Regions from separate parts of the Homo sapiens genome. Here region 2 is linked to region 1. A link is a loop called in an ENCODE intact Hi-C map of the cell type or tissue named here. Cell type or tissue: right lobe of liver. All regions are shown on one strand. Links, peaks and the distances in the headings refer to the core of each region. The heading gives the core; the rest is flanking DNA. Region 1 holds the start of GPR37L1 (G protein-coupled receptor 37 like 1). Region 2 holds the start of MIR6740 (microRNA 6740).

Region 1 (11,587 bases), core at 1,863-9,862:
GCTGACTTGATCCAGAGGGGTGTGAAGGAAATTGGGCTCTCCCTTCAGGCACTCCTTCAGGAGGCAGGAGACGGAGGAGCAGCGAAGGAAGCTGTGGGAGCAGGGCAGCGGCAGGGGGTACAGAGGAAAGAAGAGGAGTCACAACAAAGGACAGAGGTATCTTGGGTGGGACAGGGGAGAAGGGCTGAGGAAGGGAGAGGGCAGCTTAGGGTCTGGAGAAAGTGGCAAAGGCCTGCCTTGAGGTTGCTCCCGAAGCAGAAGATCAGGCTGGGGCTGGAACCCAGGGGCCCCACACACCCGCCTGTCCCCCTGGCCTGCCTACTTCTCTTGAGAGCAACCAGAAACCAATACCGTATTTGTCTCCTTCTCCAAGGTAAAGGAGGAGCAAGTCAGAGCTCCAAGACTCAGGTTTTGCACACCCACAAATTCCATTTCCAAAGACCTGATGGAGACTTTGAGTCCCTTCCCTGGATTGCAGCCTCCCAGCAGAGCTCAAACAGAACACACACTCACCTCCATGAAGGGCACGGCACGACAAGAAACGTCACCCAGTAGCCTCTGCTTGGTGATCTCGTTGAAGATGACAATAGGGAGGCAGAAAAAGAGGACCAGAAAATCCCAGAGGGCCAGGCTGGCAAGGATGGAGTTCCAGGCACTCTTCAGGTAGTAGCTGTGCCACACGATGCACATGACCGACAGGTTGCCCACAATGCCCACCGCAAACACCACCAGCGCCAGAAGCATGATGGCATAGGCACTGTAGGAGCTCTCGGTCACCGGATACAGGGGGTTCTGGATCTGTAGCCTCTGCCCTGGTGCTCCTGTCAGATTGCCCCTCAGTTCCTGCCCACTGTCTGGGGTGCCCCCATCCTTGCCGGGGTTAGGGCTGGTGGCCACCAAGGGCTTGGTTGGCTGCAGGCCAGCAGGGTGAATGGGCCGGGGGTACTCCGCCCACTCCTCAGGCACATACTGCTGCACGCCCTTGGCCTCCTCATCCTCGGTGCCCCTCTTGGATCGGCTCTGCTGCTCCTGGGTCTCGGCTCTGTGCCTGCCCAGGTGCAGGGGGGCACCCCCAGAGACCCTGCTTAGCCCCACAGCCAAAATCACAGCAAGAGAGACAGCCAGGGGCCACAGCCACCGCATGGCTGGATGAGCAGGAGACAGCCAGCCCAGGAAGAGCAGGTGAGTGCAGGGGGCCCAAGAGCTGGGCTCCAGAGAGGCAGCTGGCCGGCTGGATCCGCCTCCAGTCAGGCGTCTGGCATCACTCGCCTGCCCTCCCTCCCAGCCTCCGGCCACAGGCCGGGCAGGGCCCTCTGCTGGACACATAGCACTCTTTGCTGCCCTCACACATCTCGTCCTCCACGACGCCGCTTCTCAGGCCCTACAGCATGTCAGGCTGTGGGGCCCTAAGAGGGCATCTGCTTCAGGCCCCTGAAACTAGGGAGGAAATGTGGCCTGCCTAGGGTGACACAGGGAGGTGGGGCAGAATGGGAACTGGGGCGCAGGTCTCCTGATTCTAAGGCAGCTCCTCCATTCAAAACTCAGCAATAACCATCACTGTCACTTACTGAACACTTACTAGGTGCTAGCACTCAGCTGGTTTCTCAATTAACCCTTGATTAATCTCAGATCACAAATCTGAGGTTTGTAGAGGTCAGTCACTTGCCACATAGTTGATACAAGGCAGAGCAAGGCCCACAACCCAGATCTGACTCCAGAGATTTCTAATTTTTTTTTTTTTTTCGGTTGCCCAGGCTGGAGTGCAATGGCGCGGTCTTGGCTCACTGCAGCCTCCGCCTCCTGGGTTCAAGTGATTCTCCTGCCTCAGCCCCCTGAGTAACTGGGATTACAGTTACTGTAGTGCCCGCCACCATACCCGGCTAATTTTTGTATTTTTAGTAGAGACAGGGTTTCACCGTGTTGACCAGGCTGGTCTCAAACTCCTAACCTCAGGTGATCCGCCTGCCTCAGCCTCCCAAAGTGCTGGGAGCCACCGCACCCGGCCTAAAACACCATATTCTGAGCCAGACACAAGATGTGTGGACATTTGCAATAACACGTCTTTACTGACTACGTGTTGTGTTCCAGACACTCAGAATACAAAAATGTAAAGGATCTCTGCCACCAATGAGCTTTCAGTCCAGAGAAGGAAGTAAATGTGTAAGTTCAGCATGATAGATGCTATGAAAGGCAAAGGTCATGATGCTGAGGGAACCCAAGAAAATCTGGGGGGGATCTGGAAGGCCTCCCAAGCGAGGTGACATTTGAATGGATCCCGAGAAATGGCTGTGAGCTTGCCTGACAGACTACGGGAAGGGAGGGTGCTCTAGGCAGAAGACACAGCACACACAAAGGCTGGGTGATGTGGAAGTGGGTGATGTTCCCGCAAGAGAGCAAGTCTGTCGAGGGGACTAGAGTGCAAGGGAGGTGGGGAGAGAGCATGGGCACTTGGGACAAAGAGCTTGGAAATATCAGCAGAGGAGGAACTGGACTGTAAAGGACTTTGTATGCCAAGCCAAGGAGTTTAGATTTTATCCCATAAGCAATGGAGAATATCACAGGTTGTTAAGTAGGCAAACAATGACTCAACTAAGTTATTTTAGAGGGGTCCCTGATGGGCAGCTGGGGTCCTAGCAATCTGGAACAGGAGGATGCAGAGACCGGGGGTTCTGTTGGGAGGCAGTGGGTGATGGAGAGAAGCCCAGAGTCAAGGAAAACCAGCAGCTTTGAGCGGCTTTGGCTGTGCATGGGAGGGAGAGGTCGAGGCAGAGCCCAAGCATGGGGTGGGTAGTGAATCCACTCAGCCACATTAGGGAGGCACAGTTCTGAGGACGGACCACACGATGCCTAGGAGAATCCACTGGAGAATTAACTCGAAGACCTGCCCCAGAGTGAGTCAGATCATTCCCTCCTCCCAACTCCCACGGCATTATGCTGCTGTCATTGAAACCTACCACCTTCACCAGCCCAGACAACATGGTGAAACCCCATCTCTACTAAAAATACAAAAATTGGACAGATGTGGCAGTGCACACCTGTAATCCCAGCTACTCGGGAGGCTAGGGCATCAGAATCACTTGAACCCAGGAGGCAGAGGTTGCAGTGATCCGAGATCATGCCACTGCACTCCAGCCTGGGCAACAGAGCAAGACTCTGTCTCAAAAAAAAAAAAAAAAAAAAAAAGGGCCAGACGCAGTGGCTCATGTGTGTAATCCCAGCACTTTGGGAGGCTGAGGTGGGCAGATCACAAGGTCAGGAGTTCAAGACCAGCCTGACCAACATGGTGAAACCCCCGTCTCTACTAAAAATACAAAAAAAAAAAAATTAGCCACGCGTGGTGGCAGGCACCTGTAATCCCAGCTATTTAGAAGGCTGAGGCAGGAGAATCACTTGAACCCGGAAGGCGGAGGTTGCAGTGAGCTGAGATTGCGGCCAATGTACTCCAGCCTGGGCGACAGAGCAAGATTCCATCAAAAAAGAAAGAGAAAAGGAAAGGAAGTTGGGGGAGGGGAGGGGAGGGGAGAGGAGAGGAGATGAGAGGTGTGCTATTTGGGGATTTGGGTAACTAGAATCATCCATCATCTGCAGCATCACCACTCACCAAGTGCCACACTCTGTGCTAAATGCTTGCTATAATTGTCACTTAATCTTTATATTATTACCCTAGACTCTGAAAGGTAAGGCAACTTTCCTAAGAACACACAGCTAGTGAATGACAGCTGGGATCCAAATGTAGGTTTGTCCAACTCCAAAGCTAAAACTCTTTTTTTTTTGAGACAGGGTCTGGCTCTGTTGCCCTGGCTGGAGTGCAGTGGCATGATCTTGGCTCACGGCAACCTCAGCCTCCCAGGCTCAAACAATCTTCCCACCTCAGCCTCCAGAGTAGCTGGGACCACAGATGTGCACCACCACACCTGACTAATTTTTGTATTTTTAGTAGAGACAGGCTTTTTGCCATGTTGCCCAGGCTGATCTCAAACTCCTGAGCTCGAGTGATTTACCCGCCTCAGCCTCCCAAAGTTCTGGGAATACAGGTGTGAGCCACCTCACCCAGCCCAAAGCTGAAACTCTTAACCACTCCTTTGTGTGACTTCACAGAATTCTAACATAGGAAGAGATGCTAGAGATAATCTACACCAACCTTCTTATTTTTCAGGAGTGGAAACGGAAGTCCAGAGAAGCCAAGTGACCAGGCCAGGCACTTGGCAGTCCTGTCTCTGCTGTGGGATCCTCAGTGCTCCACAGGCACGTGCCAATACAGTATGGACCCAAGCCCAGGGCTGGTACGTGTGAGCAGAATAAATGTTAGTTCTCTGCTCTTTAAAAAAAAAAAAATTCAGAGACAGAGTCCTGCTCTATTGCCCAGGCTAGAGCACAGTGACATGATCATACTCACTGCAGACTTGAACTCCTGGGATCAAGCAATCCTTCCACCTCAGCCTCCAGAGTAGCTAGGACTACAGGTGCACACACCCTGCCTGACCTTCTGCTTCTTATTTTATTTTATTTTATTTTATTTTATTTTATTTTATTTTATTTCAGAGACAGGGTCTCGCTCTGTCACCCAGATTGGAGTGCAGTGGCAGGATCTAGGCTCACTGCAGCCTCAACTCCTCCTGGGCTCAACTGATCCTCCCACCTCAGCCTCCCAAGTAGCTGGGCCCACAGGCACATGCCACCATGCCCAGCCTTTTGTGTTTTTTTTGGTAGACATAGGGTCTGCCTGTATCACCTAGGCTGGTCTAGACCTCCTGAGCTCAAGCAATCCACCCACCTCAGCCTCCCAAAATGGTGGGATTACAGGCGTGAGCTACCGTGCCCAGCCTCTTTATGCTCATGGATATGCCTCCATCAAACCTCACATTTGGCCTCACACAGAGTAGGTGCTCAATAAACACTGAATGCCTGAAAGGGCACCCCCTTGTGCCGGTCTCTGTGAGAACGGTTGGAACATCAGAGGCCACTAGGTGGAACCAAATGTCCAGTGATGGTAGTTAAGGGCCTGGCCTCAGCCCTTCACCCCATCGGATCTTAACCCATCCCACTCTGCCCAGGTCCTGCCCACAGACCTTCTGTGGCTGTCTGAGAAGGCCATCTGAAAAGAGATGATAGGGGACAGGGTGGGTTCCCAGGGGCTGAGACTAAAGGGATGGGGGATGTGCCTACTCTTCCCCTCCACCCCCCTGGAGGGTGCCCAGCATGGGTCCCCCAAAAGTACTTTTCTCCTACCTGTAGTTCTACTTTAGGAAGATTCCTCTCTCTGGACAAGCTGGAGCCATCTCCCCTATTCAGAAGCATGCCAGGCAGAGATGGAAGGCTTTCCTAGCCCTTGGGAGTGTCTCTCCATGATCCCAGGAATTCCCCATTCCTCTCCCTGGGAGTTTCCCCAGTGCTGGCTACAGAAAAGGTACTTAGCTGGGGCCGGGCGCGGTGGCTCACGCCTGTAATCCCAGCACTTTGGGAGGTGGAGGTGGGCGGATCACGAGGTCAGGAGTTCAAGACCAGCCTGACCAACATGGTGAAACCCCGTCTCTACTAAAAATACAAAAATTAGCTGGGTGTGGTGGTACACGCCTGTAATCCCAGCTACTCAGGAGGCTGAGGCAGAAGAATCGCTTGAGCCTGGGAGGCAGAGGTTGCAGAGAGCCGAGATTGTGCCACTGCACTCCAGCCTGGGCTACAGAGCGAGATTCCGTCTCAAAAAAAAGAAAAGAAAAGGTACTTAGTTGGAACCGGGTGGGAGGGAAGCACTGAGGTGGCACTGAGGGCATCTGAGCTGGTGTGGAAGTGCCACCCATGAAAAAAATGAGCGAATGTTGTACTGAGCAGATTCCATGTGCCATGCATTCTCCAGCCAAGAGCACACTCTGGAATCAGACTGCCTGGATTTAATTCCTGGCCCTGCCACTTACTAACTGTGTATGTGACTTTGGTCAAGTATGTAACCTCTGTCCCTCGGTTGCCTCATCTGCAACGTGAAGATAATAACAGGCTTGTTGTGAAGATTAGGATTAAATGCTGGGTGTGGTGGCTGTCCCCTCCCAGCACTTTGGGACGCCGAGGCAGGAGGCTATCTTGAGCTCAGGAGTTCAAGACCAGCCTGGGCAACATGGCAAGACCCTGTGTCTACAAAAAATACAAAAATTAAGGCCGGGCGTGGTGGCTCACGCCTGTAATCCTAGCACTTTGGGAGGCCGAGGCGGGTGGATCAACTAAGGTCGGGAGTTCAAGACCAGTCTGGCCAACATGGTGAAACCCTGTCTCAACTGAAAATACAAAAAAATTTGCTGGACGTGGTGGCGGGTGCCAGTAATCCCAGCTACTCAGGGAGGCTGAGGCAGGAGAATCGCTTGAACCCGGGAAGCGGAGGTTGCAGTGAGCCGAGATTGCGCCATTGCATGCCAGCCTGGGTGAAAAGAGCAAAATTCTGTTTCCAAAAAAAAAAAAAAAAAAAAATTAGCTGGGCATGGTGGTGCATGCCTATAGTCCCAGCTACTTAGGAGACTGAGGTGGGAGGATCACCTGAGCCCAGGAGATGAAGGCTGCAGTGAGCCACGATTGTGCCATTGCACTCCAGCCTGGGCGACAGAGCAAGACTCTGCCTCAAAATAAATAAATAAATAAGATGAAGTTATGCTAGGTGTGGTAGCATACACCTGTAGTCCCAGCTACTTGAGAGGTTGAGGCAGGAGGATCCCTTGAGGCCAGTAGTTCAAGACTATGGTGTGCCGTGATCTCGCCTGTGAATAGCCACTGCATTCCAGCCTAGGCAACATAGCAAGACACTATCTAAAAAAAAAAAAAAAAAAAAAGGCCAGGCATGGTGGCTCACGCCTGTAATCCCAACACTTTGGGAGGCCAAGGCAGGTGGATCACAAAGTCAGAAGTTTGAGACCAGCCTGGCCAACATAGTGAAACCCTGTCTCTACTAAAAATACAAAAATTAGCCGGGCATGGTGGCGCGTGCCTGTAGTCCCAGCTACTCAGGAGGCTGAGGCAGGAGAATTGCTTGAACCTGGGAGATGGAGGTTGCAGCGAGCCTAGGTCACGCCACTACACTCCAGCCCAGGCAACGGTGCAAGACTCAGTCTCAAAAAAAAAGATTAAATGAGTTCATCTATGTAAGTCATTACAATAATATCTGGCATATAATAAGCACTATATACATGTTACCTACTGGCTAGAATTCATTTGATTCTCACAGCAACCTTATGAGGTAGGGTACTATCATTATATCTACCTGTTTTACAGATTTGGAAACTGAACAAGCAGAAGGCAGCCAAAGAGGCAGAGAGGGCAAATTCTGAGACAAGTTCTTTCCCCTGCCCGGGTTCCAGTTCTGAACAGGAACATGGGTCTGGCCTATACTGGACACGGACTAAGGCTGGGGGAAGCATAGATAGTCTGACCCACCAGATCTCACTGTGTCATTCTCCTCCAAGCTCTGGGCCCCTGGCCCCAAGTAGCACTTGGGTGCTGCTCCAGGGGACAGGTGAAGGGCCACTAGTGGGAAAACATGCATCTAAAAGTCAGGAGATCTGGGACTGAGTCCCAACTCGGCTACTAACTAGCCCTGTGATTTCAGGAATAGGTCAGTCACTCATTTTGAAAATATTTGTTGAGCACCTACTATGTGCCAGGCATTGTCCTAGGCATTTGGGAAACAGAGTGAAAAACACAGCATGGCCTCCACCCTCATGAAATTCACATTCGAGGCCGGGCGCAGTGGCTCACACCTGTAATCCCAGCACTTTTGGAGGCTGAGGTGCGCGAATCACGAGGTCAGGAGATTGAGACCGTCCTGGCCAACATGATGAAACCCCGTCTCTACTAAAAATACAAAAATTAGCCGGGCGTGGTGGCGGGCGCCTGTAATCACAGCTAGTTGGGAGGCTGAGGCAGGAGAATCGCTTGAACCTGGGAGGTGGAGGTTGCAGTGAGCCAAGATCACGCCACTGCACTAAAGCCTGGCGAGACTCTGTTTCAAAAAAAAAAAAAAAAATAGGAATTAACATTTGAGGCCAGACACAGTGACTCACGCTTGTAATCCTAGCATTTGGGAGGCCAAGGCAGGCAGATCACCTGAAGTAAGGAGTTCGAGACCAGCCTGGCCAACACGGTGAAACCCCGTCTCCACTAAAATTTAGCTGGGTGTGGTGGTGCGTGCCTGTAATCCCAGCTACTTGGGAGGCTGCGGCAGGATAATCACTTGAACCCAGGAGGCGGAGGTTGCCGTGAGCCGAGATCATGCCATTCCACTCCAGCCTGGGATACGGGGTACAGAGTGAGACTCCGTCTCAAAAAAAAGAAAAAAAAAAAGAAAGAAATTCACATTCAAGCGAACGAGGCAGTCACTGAAAAAGCCAAATTGCAAGTAATATAGCTATAAATTGTGATGAAGTCATAAGATCATGAGACCGCTCTGTCTTTCCAGTTTCCCCTCAGTAAAAGGTAAGGGGTATTCTCCTGGGCCTGAAGACCCCCCAAGCATGCTATGGTAATAAAATGCAGTCATTGTGAAGGCATTTTAAAAGGTAATATGGACTGTAAGATACTGTAAATCAGTGGTTTTTTATTAGATCATCAGGGTCAGAAACACCTGGAAACTGTTTTGAAATGCACATTCTCAACCCCCACCGTAGACCTGCTAGATCAGAAACAGGGTGGGCCCAGCTTCTAGGCGTTTTCTAGCAAGTCCTCCAGGGATTCTGATGAAGGCTAGAGTTTGAGAACTACTATACTAGGCATTCCCATTGCACTCAAATGGTGAGGGGTGGGGGTGGGAGGATGCTTGTAGGAGGGGACAGAGGGAGAAACACTGTGCCCCTGGAGCTCCCAGATCAGGAAGTCACTGAACCTCTGGTGAGCAGGTCCTGTGTCTCCCTATCTTGGTTCTCAGTGCCTGGCATTCAGTAGATGCTTGATACATGTGTTTCAGGGGGCGAAAAAAAAAAAAAAGAACAAGTAAATAGTAAGTAGAAACAAAAAACTGCTCAAAAATCCTACCTGTTATAAAATGCCAAAATTTCCTTAATGGGGGTGGGAGGAAACTTCTGGCTTCCTCGACAAAGGTAACACTTAACAACTTTCAAGTCTGGGTGGCTCACTCCTGTAATCCCAGCACTTTGGGAGTCCAAGGTGGGCAGGTCACCTGAGGTCAGGAGTTCATCCTGACCAGTATGTTGAAACCTGTCTCTACTAAAAATACAAAACTTATCCAGGTGTGGTGGCGTGCACCTATAGTCCCAGCTACTGGGGAGGCCGAGGCAGGAGAATCGCTTGAACCTGGGAGGCGGAGGTTGCAGTGGGCTGAGATTGTGCCACTGCACTCTAGCCTGGGTGACAGAGTGAGACTGTCACAAAAAAAAAAAAAAAAAAACCTTTCAAGATGGTCAGCAGAAAGTCTTTCAACTGTCTTCTGCTCCTGCCCCAAGATGCCCCTTTCCTTGGGGGAAAGGGGTATCCTCCCCACGCTGTGACTTCCCCAGCCATGGCAGCTAGCTGCCTGCATGCAATGTTTCGAGCACATTTCACCATCTTTCCTCACTGGCCTACAGCACAGCTAAGGCAAGGCTGGAATGTTCAGATGCAATGAAATCCTCAAGGATGCTAAAGAGATACAAGCATAGTTGGTTACAAGGAGCCCAGGGATCCAGCTGACAAGGCATGATCCTACCTCCCAGATCCCAGAGCCCCCGTATCGTATCTCCTAGCTGGCACCAAGTGCTAGGAGCTCTCTATAAACACCTACTCTCTTCCAAGTCCACACCAAGAGATGGGTGGAGAGAGGTCCTCTTCTGCTTACTAGGATTGCTCTCCAGGTTAGTTTCTCAGTAAGGACCCTTTCAATATCAGAATAACTACAGGCAGGGACTTGCCTCTTGGGGCCCAACTGGCTGCCCCAACAGAAAAAAACCCCAAGCATTTATGAGACACATAGTGGCTGTGGGAGGAGAGAAAGCCAGCAGGTTGTTATTTGTTTAACAAATGTGTACTGAAAGCCTTTCATGTGGCAGACACATCACTGCTACCCAGAAGCATTTGTTATTAACCCCTCCTTTGATAGCTCACTACTTTCAAGATAGCCCATTCCAATGTTTAGATGGCTGTGATCATGCCGAACTTGTTCCCTTATCAGAAATGTGACTCAAGGAAAATCCACCCGTTGGTTCTTGTTCTGTCCTCTGGAAGAGACAGAACACACACACACACACACAGAATCCAGGTGTGAGACACAGTCAGCAAGCATAACATCAAATGCATAAGGAGTAGGCACTGGCCACAGTAACAGGTGGAGGTATGTGAGGATGGCAGCAGGCAGGAGAGCCCAAGGGGATCAGACAGGCTTGGGTGAGTCAAAGAAGGCTTCCTGAGAAGTTCTAGAAGGGATTTCTTCAGGAGCAGAATTTGAGTGGAAGTGAGAGAGTTAGTCTGGTAGAAAGGAGCTGGGGCAGAAGTTCCAGGCAGGAAGAGAGCTGGTGGGGAGGAAAGACTCCAGGAAGAGCCAGCTGCTGGGTGGAGCCCAGCATCACTCAGCTGGAGGAGAGAGTCTGGCCCCTGCAATCACAAGACCAAGCAGTTGAGCCAGGGCAGGAATGGGGTGAGGCTGGAGGAGCCTGGGAAACCCCACAGGGCACCCTGCATCCTCTCATATCTCCCTTCCCCAGTGATTCCAGGCACATTTGGCTGTCCCCTACAGATGCCTGTACCAGATTTTCATCCTTGGTAGCTGGAGGGGCAGGCTGCAGGGCCCTCTGGAGTCTAGAACTTGGTTCTGAAGCCCTGGGGCAGGTGGAGAGGGATGGGATAGAAATCTTACAGGGAGATCCAAGTCCCAGGCTGTAGCTGAGATAGGTTTGGCTGCAGCCAGGGGCAAACGTGGAAAGCTGCCACAGTTCCTGTTTAGGTGGCTGTCTGGGAGATGGAGCAAGCACTAAACATAGAGGAGTCTCAGGTCCTGCCTCCAAGCTGGCTGGCCCCCTCCCTGAGCCCTTGACCCCAAGTCCTGGCACTGCCGCCATCCCCACCCCATCCCACACAGCCACAAGGCAGCACGGCCACGACAAACAGATTATTCATTGCCAGGTGCCCTAGCCATGTCCTTTCTGCCTTCTTGCCCTGATGTCCTGACACAAGCTGCCAGAGAGCTCAGCACAAAAGAATGCAGGGCAGAGCCAAAGAGGAGGGTTAACCCTTCCCTGGGCAGCATCTGCCTGGACAGCTTTCAGGGGGCCGGTTGGGTGGGTGGGGAGGGAAAGGATGGTTGAACTTCTACCTCTGAGTCCCTCTGAGCCTAAGAGCGGCACCTTCTTCCTGCCCTTCTCTGGAGTTGATGGGTCATCCTAGACACATGAAATTGGATCCACAGAAATCCACATCTCCTCACTTCCCAGCTATGTAGCCATGGGCAAATCACTTAACCTGTCTTTTTTTTTTTTTGAGACGGAGTTTCGCTCTTTCGCTCGGGCTAGAATGCAATGGGGCAATCTCGGCTCACTGCAACCTCCCCCTTCCGGCTTCAAGGGATTCTCCTGCCTCAGCCTCCCGAGTAGCTGGGATTACAGGCGCTTGCCACCACGCCTGGCTA
Region 2 (11,587 bases), core at 1,055-9,054, 120 kb after region 1:
ACTTTCACATAGTGACAGAGGGTCTGGCTGCTGTCCCGATCATGCCCAAGTCACAGGGCAGCAGGGACCTATCCTCCAAGCCTTTGTTCCTCTTGCTCCGCCTCTGGCCCCTTTCCCTCTTGTGTTTCCCACATGACACTGTCACCCTCTTTCCCGCCTCTGCGTTGGCTCTGGCCAGCTTTTTTCCCTGGGGTCTCACCAGCTGAATTGCAGAAAGCACTGCAAGCCTGCAGGCCTCCTCTTGTCCCTAGGGCAATGCCTTCAAAGCCACACTAGTAAAGAGGCTGAGTGGTAGGGTCCTCAGGTCATTTGCCCCTCCCTCTGTGCCTCAGATGAGTCCTAGATGAGCCCTGCCCACATGATTACTTCACATATGGCCGAGTGGGTCCCAGTGTGCTTTCGGGAACAGCGAGGCAGGGGTCACCCACCTGGTTATGCAGGAACTCCTTCACTTTCCAGAAATCTTCCTGGTGGTCGTTCTTAAGGACGATTTGGCCCCATCGCAGCCGGAGCTCTGCATTCCGGGCATTTGAGATACTTGGGTATGTGTCTCCAAGTTTTTTCACATTCCCTGGAGAAGAGAAAGAAATGGTTTGTGGCTGGTCACGGTGGGTCACACCTGTAATACTAGAATTTTGGGAGGCTGAGGTGGGCGGATCACTTGAGGTCAGGAATGTGAGACCAGCCTGGCCAATATGGCGAAACCCCATCTCTACTAAAAATACCAAACAAAACTGGCCGGGTGTGGTGGCGCACGCCTGTAATCCCAGCTACTTGGAGGCTGAGGTGCTAGAATCAAGAATCACTTGAACTCAGAAGGTGGAGGTTGCTGTGAGCCAATAGCACCACGGCACTCCAGCCTGGTCGACAGAGCAAGATTAAAGCAGACATATTCCCCCAATATCTGTCCCATTTTTTCTCCTACCACTCATCTGCTAAAAGTCATCTTGGCTCTAACTTTTTTTTAACCCCTTGGTGAATATTATGTTGACTGAGCAGCCACAAAGCATTAGAGGTTGAGAGCTCTGGATGACTGGGTTCTGTGCGAACTGTTTGTACCTCAAGTTCATTCTGTCACCTGGGTATTAACATCACACCGCCTACTTCCCAGAGGAGTTGTGGGAATTAAATGACTTAATAGACACAAAAGCCTTACAAGAGTCGCCTGCAGGAGCTTCGGACTTGAGCAATGCCAGGCTTTGTGACTTTGTCCTTGAGGTGCTTGTAAGTAGAACCCATAACCTCCCGATGGCACATTCCTTGTGGAGTGCCAGCCTCCCTAGTGTACGTGGCAGTCCCCTAACCCATAACCTCCCGGTGGCACATTCCTTGTGGAGTGCCAGCCTCCCTAGTGTACGTGGCAGTTCCCTAGGGGCAAGCATCACTACTTTTTGTGAGCCTCCCTCTAGCCCCTGACATAAAGCTGTGCACACAAGGAGCCCTGGTTCACCATTTTTTCTTACCAGGAGGGAGAGGGGATTTCTGGAGGATCTTATCCAGGAAGTAGACCAGCTGGTAGGTCTTCCAGGGAGAGATGGCCACGGCTTCAATGGCCTTCATGTCCAGCTCCTCGGCTGCCCACAGTTGGGCTAGCTCTTCAGCAGGCTTCATGAGTGAGTCCCCAGGGGAGAGATCAGGGAGGTACGGGGGCCAGCCGGGGGTATTCAGCCATCGATCAAACTCAAAACCTGTTTGGGAGGAGAGAAGACACTATCAGAATTCTCTGGCCAGGTTACGGTCAACTGGTTTAAGCAACTCCCAGAGACCTCAAGTTTCTCCTCTCTCCATCCCAAACTCTTTCCCCAGCATTTAACATTACTTTCCCATGTAACTATTCGCTCCAGCAGGGTCCTAGTTATAACGACATCTAGAGACTGTGCCGTTTCGACCGTGAAAGTGCTTTTCGCTCCAAATTAGCACTGTGTTGTCAGAGCCAAGTTGGTGGATGCTCTATTCACGTGCACATTCTCCTACCGATCACAACCACACTGTACTTAAGCACCCAGGCTCTAGGACCAGGCTGCCTGGGTTCCTACCCCTGCTCTGTCATTAACCAGCTGGGAGGCCACGGGCATGTTACTTCACCTCTCTGCACCTCAGTTTTATCTATAAAGTGGGGGTGATAGGCCCTGCCTCCGTGATGGTTATGAGGATTACATGAGCAAATAAACATTAAAAGCTTAGCGTATCGCCTGATGCATAGTAAGTACTCTGGAATTATTAACTACCATTAGCTCCGGAGTCCCCGCATTAAAATGCAAGCCTCCAACCGAACAGTAGGTGCTGCTAAAGTCCTGACCAATCCTACTGTCAGAGGACGCGGACTTCATCAAACCAACAATAGAGTGACTCAAGGTTCAGGTCACAGCAAGAAGTGGGGGTATGTCTAATGGATTGTGTCTTCCATGACAGGACATTTTTCGTTTTTTCTTTGGAAGTGGTACCTCCCAGGCAGAAACTGGCGGCTGGGCACAGCGGCTCACGCCTGTAATCCCAGCACTTTGGGAGGCCGAGGCAGGTGGATCACCTGAGGTCAGGAGTTCGAGACCAGCCTGACCAACATGGAGAAACCCCGTCTCTACTAAAAATACAAAATAGCCGGGCGTGGTGGCGCGTGCCTGTAATCCCAGCTACTCGGGAGGCTGAGGCAGGAGAATCGCTTGAACCCGGCAGGCGGAGGTTGCGGTGAGCCGAGATCGTGCCATTGCACTCCAGCCTGGGCAACAAGAGCGAAACTCCATCTCAAAAAAAAAAAAAAAGAAAAGAAAAGAAAGAAAGAAATAAGGAGGGCCACTGGGGTTGCCTTCACTCAGAAGGCTGTAGGAGGGGTGCTGCCTCCGCTCCTGCCCTGTGAGTTTTAGCTTGGGGCAGTGGTGCGGCAGCAGTGGCAGCTCTCCAGGCAAGTTAAGGGTCTGACTGTGTGTCCAGGTGAGAGGAGAGAGTAAGGAAACAGACTGGGAGAAAATGAGGCAGAGAGGAGTGAAAAGAAGTCATTCTTGTGGAATAAATCCCAGGATTCTGGGTTTGCTTCCCAAAACGCCCCTACCTAGCTGACTCTGACCCAGTGTTTTCCCATCCACCACCATCTTTCCGAGTGTCAATGAGATCTCATTCTCTACTATTTTTTAGAAGCCTGTGGGCCAGTTCCTCTGCTTACCTGGAATGATATCCACTCTCTTTTTCTTAAGCTCAGGGAAATATTCCAAGTAGAAGTCCAGAAAGTCATCGGCTAAGATGCTTCGGAATTTGAATTCATGCACATAGGCCTGTGAGGAGGGAAAGCTCTTTAGACCCTCTCTGGCCCCGTGGGGAGTGGTGTCCCTCTGTGTCCTGGGTCCTCCTCCAACCCCTTACATCTTTCGCCCCCTGCCTCTACCCTTGATCAGGCCCAGTGGCTTTATCCGCTCCTCTTCCTTCTCCCCTCATGTGACTATACCTTGAGAAAACTGTCAAACTGATCCTGATCACCCACCAAGTGGGCCAGGTATGAAACAAAGCAGAAACCTTTCTCGTAGGGGGTCTCATTATAGGTGTCGTCCGGGTCAACGCCTGGCAGAGGAGAAAGCAGACAAGATTTGAGCTTTTGTAGCCTGTCACCCGTAACGTTCTTCTCTAGCTCCACAGTCAAAGACTAGCGATGGAAGAGATCAGAATTCAGCTTCCCCAGGGACAGCAAGGCCAAGAAGGTGTCCAGATCCTGGCCTCTCTCCAGATCTTGGACTCTCTCAAGGCCAAGACTCTCTCTCTTAAGATCTCTATCTCAAGGCCAAGATCTCTCTCCAGATATTGGCCTCTCTCAAGGTACTTCCAAGATCTCAGAGGGCCATTCACTGTGGATCTAATATGAAGACAGAGAAACCAGCCTTCCAGAGGAGCGGACACATTTCCTTAGTCCCAGGATACACTTTGTGTGGGTAGGTTCCATCAGCATTTCCCACTGAGCACCAAGCTGTGTCTTTTCCATCCCTATTGGTCACCACCTAAATACTCAACCTACCCTCCCAGATCAATGTTTTTTTTTTTTTTTTTTTAAGACGGAGTCTTGCTCTATCACCCAGGCTGGAGTGCAGTGGCACGATCTCAGCTCACTGCAACCTCTGCCTCCTGGGGTCGAGCGATTCTCCTGCCTCAGCCTCCCCAGTAGCTGGGATTACAGGTGTGCATCACCACACCCAGCTAATTTTTGTATTTTTAGTAGAGACAGGGTTCTCCATATTGGCTAGGCTGGTCTCGAACTCTTGACCTCATGATCCACCCGCTTTGACCTGGGATTACAGGCGTGAACCACCATGCCCAGCCAATGTGTTGTTTTTACAGCTGTTCCAGGCTAAAACTAATTACCCGTCTCTAAGAAATTCATCTGCAAACTTAACGGCATCAAGGAACATGAGCTTCAATTGCATAAAAAGGTTTCAGATTAGTCACACATGGAATGAAGGAAAATGTTAGGAAGTAAAAAGATCTGAATTTGGAGAGAGGACCCGGATCTCAGTTGCAGTCATGCACTGATTAGGTACATGACCTGGACAAGACACTTAACTTGTCTGGCACTCAGTCCCATCCTCTGTAAAATAAGGCTAATGCTTTTATTCTACAGAATCCACAGATCTGCCCTGATGATCATGAAGGAATGCGAAAGAGCCTGGTAAAACGATATGGACTTGTGCAAATGCAAAGCAATGGTGAAGTCATCACGAACCGCACAGACTGGACAGAACTCCTATCTGGCTGCAATGGCTTGGGTTCAGTCAGCCCAGGGGCCAGAGAATTGGCTACAAAGAGCTCTGGAGTGCCCCTCCCTCCAAATAAAGTATTCTAAGCGTGCACTGATCAACATGAAGTTCGCATTAACTTGGGGCTCCAAGCTCAATTGAGGGGAGTGGGTGTCAGACAGAGGAGCCTCCTGGACCTGGTTCAATCTTCACGCGGAGCTTGTTGAGTGGGTTTTCCTCTCCAGTGATGTCCATGTGCTGACGCAGCAGAGCCCGCCCCGTTGCAGCCTCCAAGCAGGTGTACGCAGCGCCTGGTGCAGAATCAAACGTAAGCCTCGGGAAAACGTCTGTCACCACATCCAAGTGTATTTTCCTGACAGAGACACTGTGCTGCCTCCTTGTGGCCTCAAGAAGAACAGCGACAGATACCTGAAGCTTAATAACATTACCCTCCTGGGGACCCAGGGCAAATAGGGACAGTTACAGAGAGCCTGACTCAGTCCCTAGCTCCCTGTTGCTGTGGGCTACAAAGGACTTGGTTAACTCAGGCTGTTGGTCTCTCTCCTAAGTGAGGACTGGGGGAATCGCACCTTTCTGACAGTTACCTTTCCTTATCAAAGTACTGTATTTTTATTTTATCTTATTTCATTTATTTTATTATTTTATTTTTTGAGACAAAGCCTCACTCTGTCACCCAGGCTGGAGTGCAATGGCGTGATCTTGGCTCACTGCAACCTCCGTCTCCTCCTGGGTTCAAGCGATTCTTCTGCATCAGCCTCCTGAGTAGCCGGGATTACAGGTGTGCACCACCACGCCCAGCTAATTTTTGTATTTTTAGTAGAGAGGGGGCTTTACCACGTTGGCCAAGCTCAAACTCCTGATCTCAGGTGATATGCCCGCCTTGGCCTCCCAAAGTGCTGGGATTACAAGCGTGAACCACCACGCCCAGCCCCCGGCCTTATTTTTAGAAAATGATTTGATTTTTTTTTTTTTTTTGAGACAGAGTCTCGCTCTGTTGCCCAGGCTGGAGTGCAGTGGCACGATCTCGGCTCACTGCATCCTCCACCTCCTGGATTCAAGCAATTCTCCTATCTCAGCTTACCAAGTAGCTGGGACTACAGGCACACACCATGATGCCTGGCTAATTTTTGTATTTTTAGTAGAGACGGGGGTTTCACCATTTTGGTCAGGCTGGTCTCAAACTCCTGACCTCAGGTGATCCACCTGCCTCAGGCGTGAGCCACCATGCCTGGCAATGACTTGATCTTCTGTGAAAACTTAGAATTATTTTCATCTAACTGTTTCTGTCAGACAAAAGAAATTATCAACCCCAAATTTTTAAGGATCTCTAAGTCTCCTTCTGCATTAAAAACAATGACTGAGGGAACAGTGGAGGGGTGGGGCACAGGGTTTTGGAACCAGCCAGCTCTGCCCTTTCCTAGATGTTTTGACTCTGAGTAAGTGGCTTAGCCTCTCTCAGCCTCAGTTTCTTCAACTGTACAATGGGATAAAAATATTTGCTTGCAGGATTCCTAATGGCTGATTAAGATATTCACAAACAGGCTCTTGCTATATATATTCTGAATGAAAGTACAGAATTTGTACAAACTTTCTGGAAGATAATGGACAATATGTACTAAAAAGACTATGTAATTTAAAACGTTCAGGGCCGGGCGCAGTGGCTCACAGCTGTTGTCTCAGCACTTTGGGAGGCTTAGACAGGCAGGTCACTTGAGGCCAGGAGTTCAAGACCAGTCTGGCCAATATGCCGAAATCCTGTCTCTACTAAAAACATAAAAACTAGCTGGGCATGGTGGTGCATGCCTGTAATCCCAGCTACAGGGAGTGGGATGTGGGGGAGCTGAGGCAGGAGAATTGCTTGAACTACGGAGGTGGAGGTTGCAATGAGCCGAGATTGCAACGCTGCACTCCAGCCTGGCAACAGAACAAGACTCTGTCTCAAAAAAAAAAAAAAAAAAAAAGTTCAGACCCAGAAATTATGTTTCTAAGAATTTATCATTGTTGAAATCATCTGATATGAATAGACATTTATGTGTAAGGAAATTTGTCAACATATTTCAATGGAAAATTGGAAACAACCAGTAAATTAAAAAACATCCATATATGCAGCTATAGAAGAAAATCTAATGGGCTGGGCATGGTGGCTCACGCCTGTAATCCTGGCACTTTGAGAGGCCGAGGAGGTTGGATCACCTGAGGTCATGAGTTCGAGACCAGCCTGACCAACATGGAGAAACCTCGTCTCTTCTAAAAATACAAAATTAGCCAGGTGTGGTGGCGCATGCCTGTAATCCCAGCTACTCGGGAGGCTGAGGCAGGAGAATCGCTTGAAGCCGGGAGGTGGAGGTTGCAGTGAGCCGAGATCGTGCCATTGCACTCCAGCCTGGGCAACAAGAGCAAAACTCTGTCTCAAAAAAAAAAAAAACTAATGACCTGGGGAAATGTTTTTTTAAAAAAAAGTCAGTTGTCAAACCATGTGTGGTTTGACAATTCATACATACAGAAAAATGTTGGATACACACTACTGCCTCGTCTCTTCACACCCACTTGTATTCTGAAACCCCATAAGGAGATCACACTGGCCCCACAGGTTAAGAATGGGAGGCAGACTCCTTAGGAGAGGGGTGGGCACTTTACCAAAGAGGATGGTGGAGATCCTCCTCTGGGCGTACATGGTGAAACCTTCATTGAGCCAGAATTCACCCCAGTTGGCGTTGGTGACCAGGTTCCCAAACCAACTGTGGGAGATCTCATGGATGATGACATCTGCCAAGGAGCGGTCCCCAGCTAGCAGGCAGGGGGTGACAAAGGTCAGACAAGGGTTCTCCATTCCTCCAAATGGAAAGGACGGTGGCATGAAGAGCAAGTCATACCTGCCGAGAAGCGGGGAGGTCACCAAGAGGCCCTGGCTTCCCGGAGCAGACCCTACCTCGCCTCCCTTTCCAGCCTATTTCCAAGCCCTAACAGATGCAGTCACTAAACAGGCAGAGTACGACTTCGGGCCCAGTGCGGAAAATAAAGCCCAGGCTCCTCAATGCTTCTCCCACGTGGCTCCCCTGCCTTGCTGGGACTTCCCTCATCGAGGTGGTGTCTGCTCTCCTGGAGCTCACTCTCCAGGCATTTGTTTCCCTCTCTCCTTCCAAGCAGGGGTGGAGGTGATAAATGTATTATCAGCTCCATCACATGGAGTTCCCTGGAGGCCAACTTGGGGTCATAAAGACCAACCTGGAGCCTTTTATCTAAGGAGCCTAAAGTCTGAAGATGTCAAAGTTAAAAACAGAGTGTGGGGAAACTTCCAGCAATGGGAAAACACAGGTCAACAAAGGACCTTGACGGTGCTGCCCCATCTCAAACTTGGCAACTGCAGGTCACATTTTGAACACCTCAAGAACCTCTTCTCTGCCGGGCCTGGTGGCTCACACCTGTAATCCCAGCACTTTGGGACCAAGGTGGACAGATCACCTGAGGTCAGGAGTTCGAGACCAGCCTGGCCAACATGGTGAAACCCTGTCTCTACTAAAAATACAAAAATTAGCTGAGTGTGGTGGAGGGCGTCTGTAATCCCAGCTACTCTGGAGGCTGAGGCAGGAGAATCGCTTGAACCTGGGAGGTGGAGGTTGCAGTGAGCTGAGATCACGCCACTGCCCTCCAGCCTGGGTGACAGAGCGAGACTCCATCTCAAAACACACACACACACACACACACACACACACACACACACACACAAAGAACCTCATCTCCTAGGCCCTCTCCTCAGCAACAGTGAGAAGCCTGGCTCATACCCTCCTCTCTTCCTCCTCTCCTTCACTTCTGGGATCAGGGAAACTTTGCTCTGGGAGGCAGGAGGTGGAAAAGCCACACGAAGAGGAAGAATGGAAGCCAGTGACTCAGTTTAACAGGAGACACTAGAGTCAATGTGATACCACACCTTCCCCAAACATAAGGTCCAAAAAGCTTCTCTCCTGTTGCCAAAAATTCTTCTATCACCCCGTTGTACTCCTCCTTGGCAGCATCAATCAGGCAGGGCTCAGCCCACACCCGGCTCCTAAAGACAAGAGAGCAGAGAAAGCAGAATGGTGTTTAGAGACCATCGCAGTGACCTGATCCTGAAAGCACCTGTAGGAAATTGGCCTCCGCCAAGTGAATGTGACAATGCAGTCAGCCACAGTGACGGAGTGCAAGATCGGATCACCACACAGATCCAAGAGACCGCTCACCACACCTGAGAAACAAGAACCCAAGACAGCCTCATGGAGGTGGAACCGTGCTACGCAGTTATGGCTTCACTACTGAATGCGATCTTGCAAAAGTGATTTAACCTCTGTGAGCCTCAGTTTCCTCATCTGTAAAATGAGTGAAGATTAAATAAGACAACACACAAAAGCCCTTCAAACATTTATACAGTAAATGTTAGTTTTCTTCTCCCTACTTAGAGGAGAGATAAGAAAGCGTTCTAATAGTAGAATCTGGAATTGAATAAAACCTTAAGAGACAAACCTTTTTTATTTTTTTTTTAAGACAGGTTCTTGCTCTGTTGCCCAGGCTAGAGTACAGTGGTGTGATCCAACCTCCACCTCCTGGGGCTCAAGTGATCCTTCCATCTCAGCTCCCCAACCCCAGTAGCTAGGACTACAGTTGCACATCATCATGCCTGGCTAATTTTTTTATTTTTGTAGAGGTAGGGTTTCGCTATGTTGCCCTGGCTGGTCTTGAACTCCTGGGCTCAAGTGATTCACCTGCCTCAGCCTCTCAAAGTGCTGGGATTATAGGCATGAGCCACTGTGTCCGACCCAAACCTACTAATGTTAATAGAAATTTGTTAACTGCCTTAGGTACAATAATGGGATTGTGGTTATAAGGGAGAATGCCTCTATTCTTCAGAGAGGCACACAGATTTACTTGCTTTTAAATGGTCTAGCAAAAATAAAAACAAATCCACTCATAAAACTAATATGACAAAGTAGATGGTTCTATAGGTGTTCAATGCATCATCCTTTCAATTTTCTAAATATTTGAAATTTTCTTAATAAAAAGATAGGGAAACAAAGGTGGCTTGGAGGAAACAAAAACAAAAACAAAAACAAAACAAGAAGATCCAGTCTAATGGAAAGATGCAATGGACTCAGGGATCCTGCAGCCAAAGGCTCTGCTTGACCAAGAGCCCCTGGCTGCGCTTAGAACTGCTTTTCCACACAGACATATGAATGAGACTGGCTGGGCCTGGTGGCTCATGTCTGTAATCCCAGTACTTCGGTAGGCCGAAGTGGGTGGTTCACCTGAGGTCAAGAGTACCAGACCAGCCTGACCAACATGGTGAAAGGCTGTTTCTACTAAAAAAAAAAAAAAAAAAAAAAAAAATTAGCAGGACATGGTAGTGTATGCCTGTAATCCCAGCTACCTGAGAGGCTGAGGCAGGAGAATCGCTTGAACCTGGGTGGCAGAGGTTGCGGGGAGCCAAGATTGCACCATCGCACTCCAGCCTGGGTGACAGAGTAAGACTCTGTTTCAAAAAAAAAAAAAAAAGAGACTGATGGCAAAGTGGGATGGGTCCAGGCCCGGATGAGGGAAAACTTCCTCTGCGTTTGCTGAAGCATAGGAACTATTCTAACAGGAAGAAAAGATACAGGGAAACCAGTATCAGGTACTTCCCAAATATCAAAAGCAAAGACGTAGCCATGGAACACTGCATATGCATGTGAGGAAGCACCGAGAGTCTGGGATTACTTGAGGACAGGATCAGATTGCAATGAGGGAGGCAGTGGCAGGAGGTGGGACATGAGATGCCCAAGAGGGTCGGGTCATGAAGAGCCTCAGGTGCACTGTTACAGAACCGGACCTTCAGAGCCATGGGAGCATTTTAAGCCAACAAGTGACATTATCAGATTTAGTTTTAAGATATCATCCTGGCTGCAGAACACAGAAAATATGTTAAACTACAAGAATGGGTGAGCTCTCCAAGGAAAGCATGTAGAAGAAAAGAACAGGTCAAAGACAGAGCCTTGGGCAACATCGACACACAAGGAGCTGGGCAGAGGAGTCAGGGAAGGAGATGAGAAAAGGACTAACCAGGAGGCCTGATGACCAGCATGGGTGGTGTCACAGAAGCCAGAGGAGGGTCAATGGGGGCAGAAGAAAAACAGCAGAACATGAAGGCAAGGGCTAAAAAGCATCACATATGTTATCCGTATTGAGGCGAATGGCCTCTCTTACTAGTTTCAACGGCATGGCAAGGGTGGGGGGCTGGATTCCAATGGGTTGTAGCAATAAATGATTGTGGGGTGGGGGGGTTTCAAGAAGTGCAGCCAGTGCGTATACATGCCACTGAAGTCACCTGGCTACAGAGGGAAGGACAGTGTGTCGTGCCAGAAGAGAATATGGAGTTAAGGGTTTTTTGAGTTGTTTGTTTGTTTGTTGAGACGGAGTCTTGCTCTGTTGCCCAGGCTGGAGTGCAGTGGCGCGATCTCGGCTCACTGCAAGCTCCACCTCCCGGGTTCACACCATTCTCCTGCCTCAGCCTCCCAAGTAGCTGGGACTACAGGCGTGAGCCACTGCACCTGGCCGAGTTTGTTTTTTTTTTTTGTTTTGGCTTTTTTTTGAGGTGGAGTCTCACTTTGTCACCCAGGCTGGAGTGCAGTAGTGCAATCTCGGCTCACTGCAACCTCCACCTCCCACGTTCAAGTGATTCTCCTGCCTCAGCCTCCTGAGTAGCTGGGATTATAGGTGTGCACCACCATGTCCGGCTGATTTTTGTGTTTTTAGGAGAGATGGGGTTTCACCACGTTGGCCAGGCTAGTCTCAAACTCCTGACCTCTGGTGATCCTCCCACCTTGGCCTCCCAAAGTGCTGGGATTACA

The links. A loop is a pair of places that touch in the nucleus more often than their neighbours do. Peaks named below come from ENCODE experiments on the same cell type or tissue, not always from the same donor. Only the 100,000 strongest peaks of a DNase experiment are listed, where the experiment ranks them.
Region 2: a loop joins it to region 1, with 5 times the contacts of the local background. A loop is called at or near these places in 108 of 110 quality-filtered maps.

What each region holds. Positions count from the first base shown.
Region 1 is chr1:202,112,520-202,124,106 of GRCh38, reverse strand. It overlaps GPR37L1 (G protein-coupled receptor 37 like 1), which reads right to left and starts at 1,190. Exons shown (of 2, transcript NM_004767.5): 1 at 514-1,190. The coding sequence starts at 1,143. It overlaps LOC105371683 (a long non-coding RNA gene), which reads left to right. Exons shown (of 3, transcript XR_922422.3): 2 at 49-156; 3 at 374-520. RefSeq lists a cis regulatory region at 4,758-5,325 and an enhancer at 5,221-5,906. In right lobe of liver, for the core only: a CTCF peak has its summit at 4,958 (motif pointing right); DNase peaks (open chromatin) are centred at 5,006, 5,419 and 5,906; H3K27ac peaks cover 1,717 bases.
Region 2 is chr1:201,993,338-202,004,924 of GRCh38, reverse strand. RNPEP (arginyl aminopeptidase) reads right to left here. Exons shown (of 11, transcript NM_020216.4): 4 at 8,662-8,778; 5 at 7,371-7,606; 6 at 4,910-5,023; 7 at 3,437-3,549; 8 at 3,158-3,266; 9 at 1,464-1,688; 10 at 429-571. ELF3-AS1 (ELF3 antisense RNA 1) reads left to right here. Exons shown (of 2, transcript NR_146472.1): 2 at 4,598-4,874. MIR6740 (microRNA 6740) reads right to left here and starts at 1,801; the gene lies at 1,689-1,801. RefSeq lists an enhancer at 1-593. In right lobe of liver, for the core only: a CTCF peak has its summit at 5,109 (motif pointing left); a DNase peak (open chromatin) is centred at 5,066.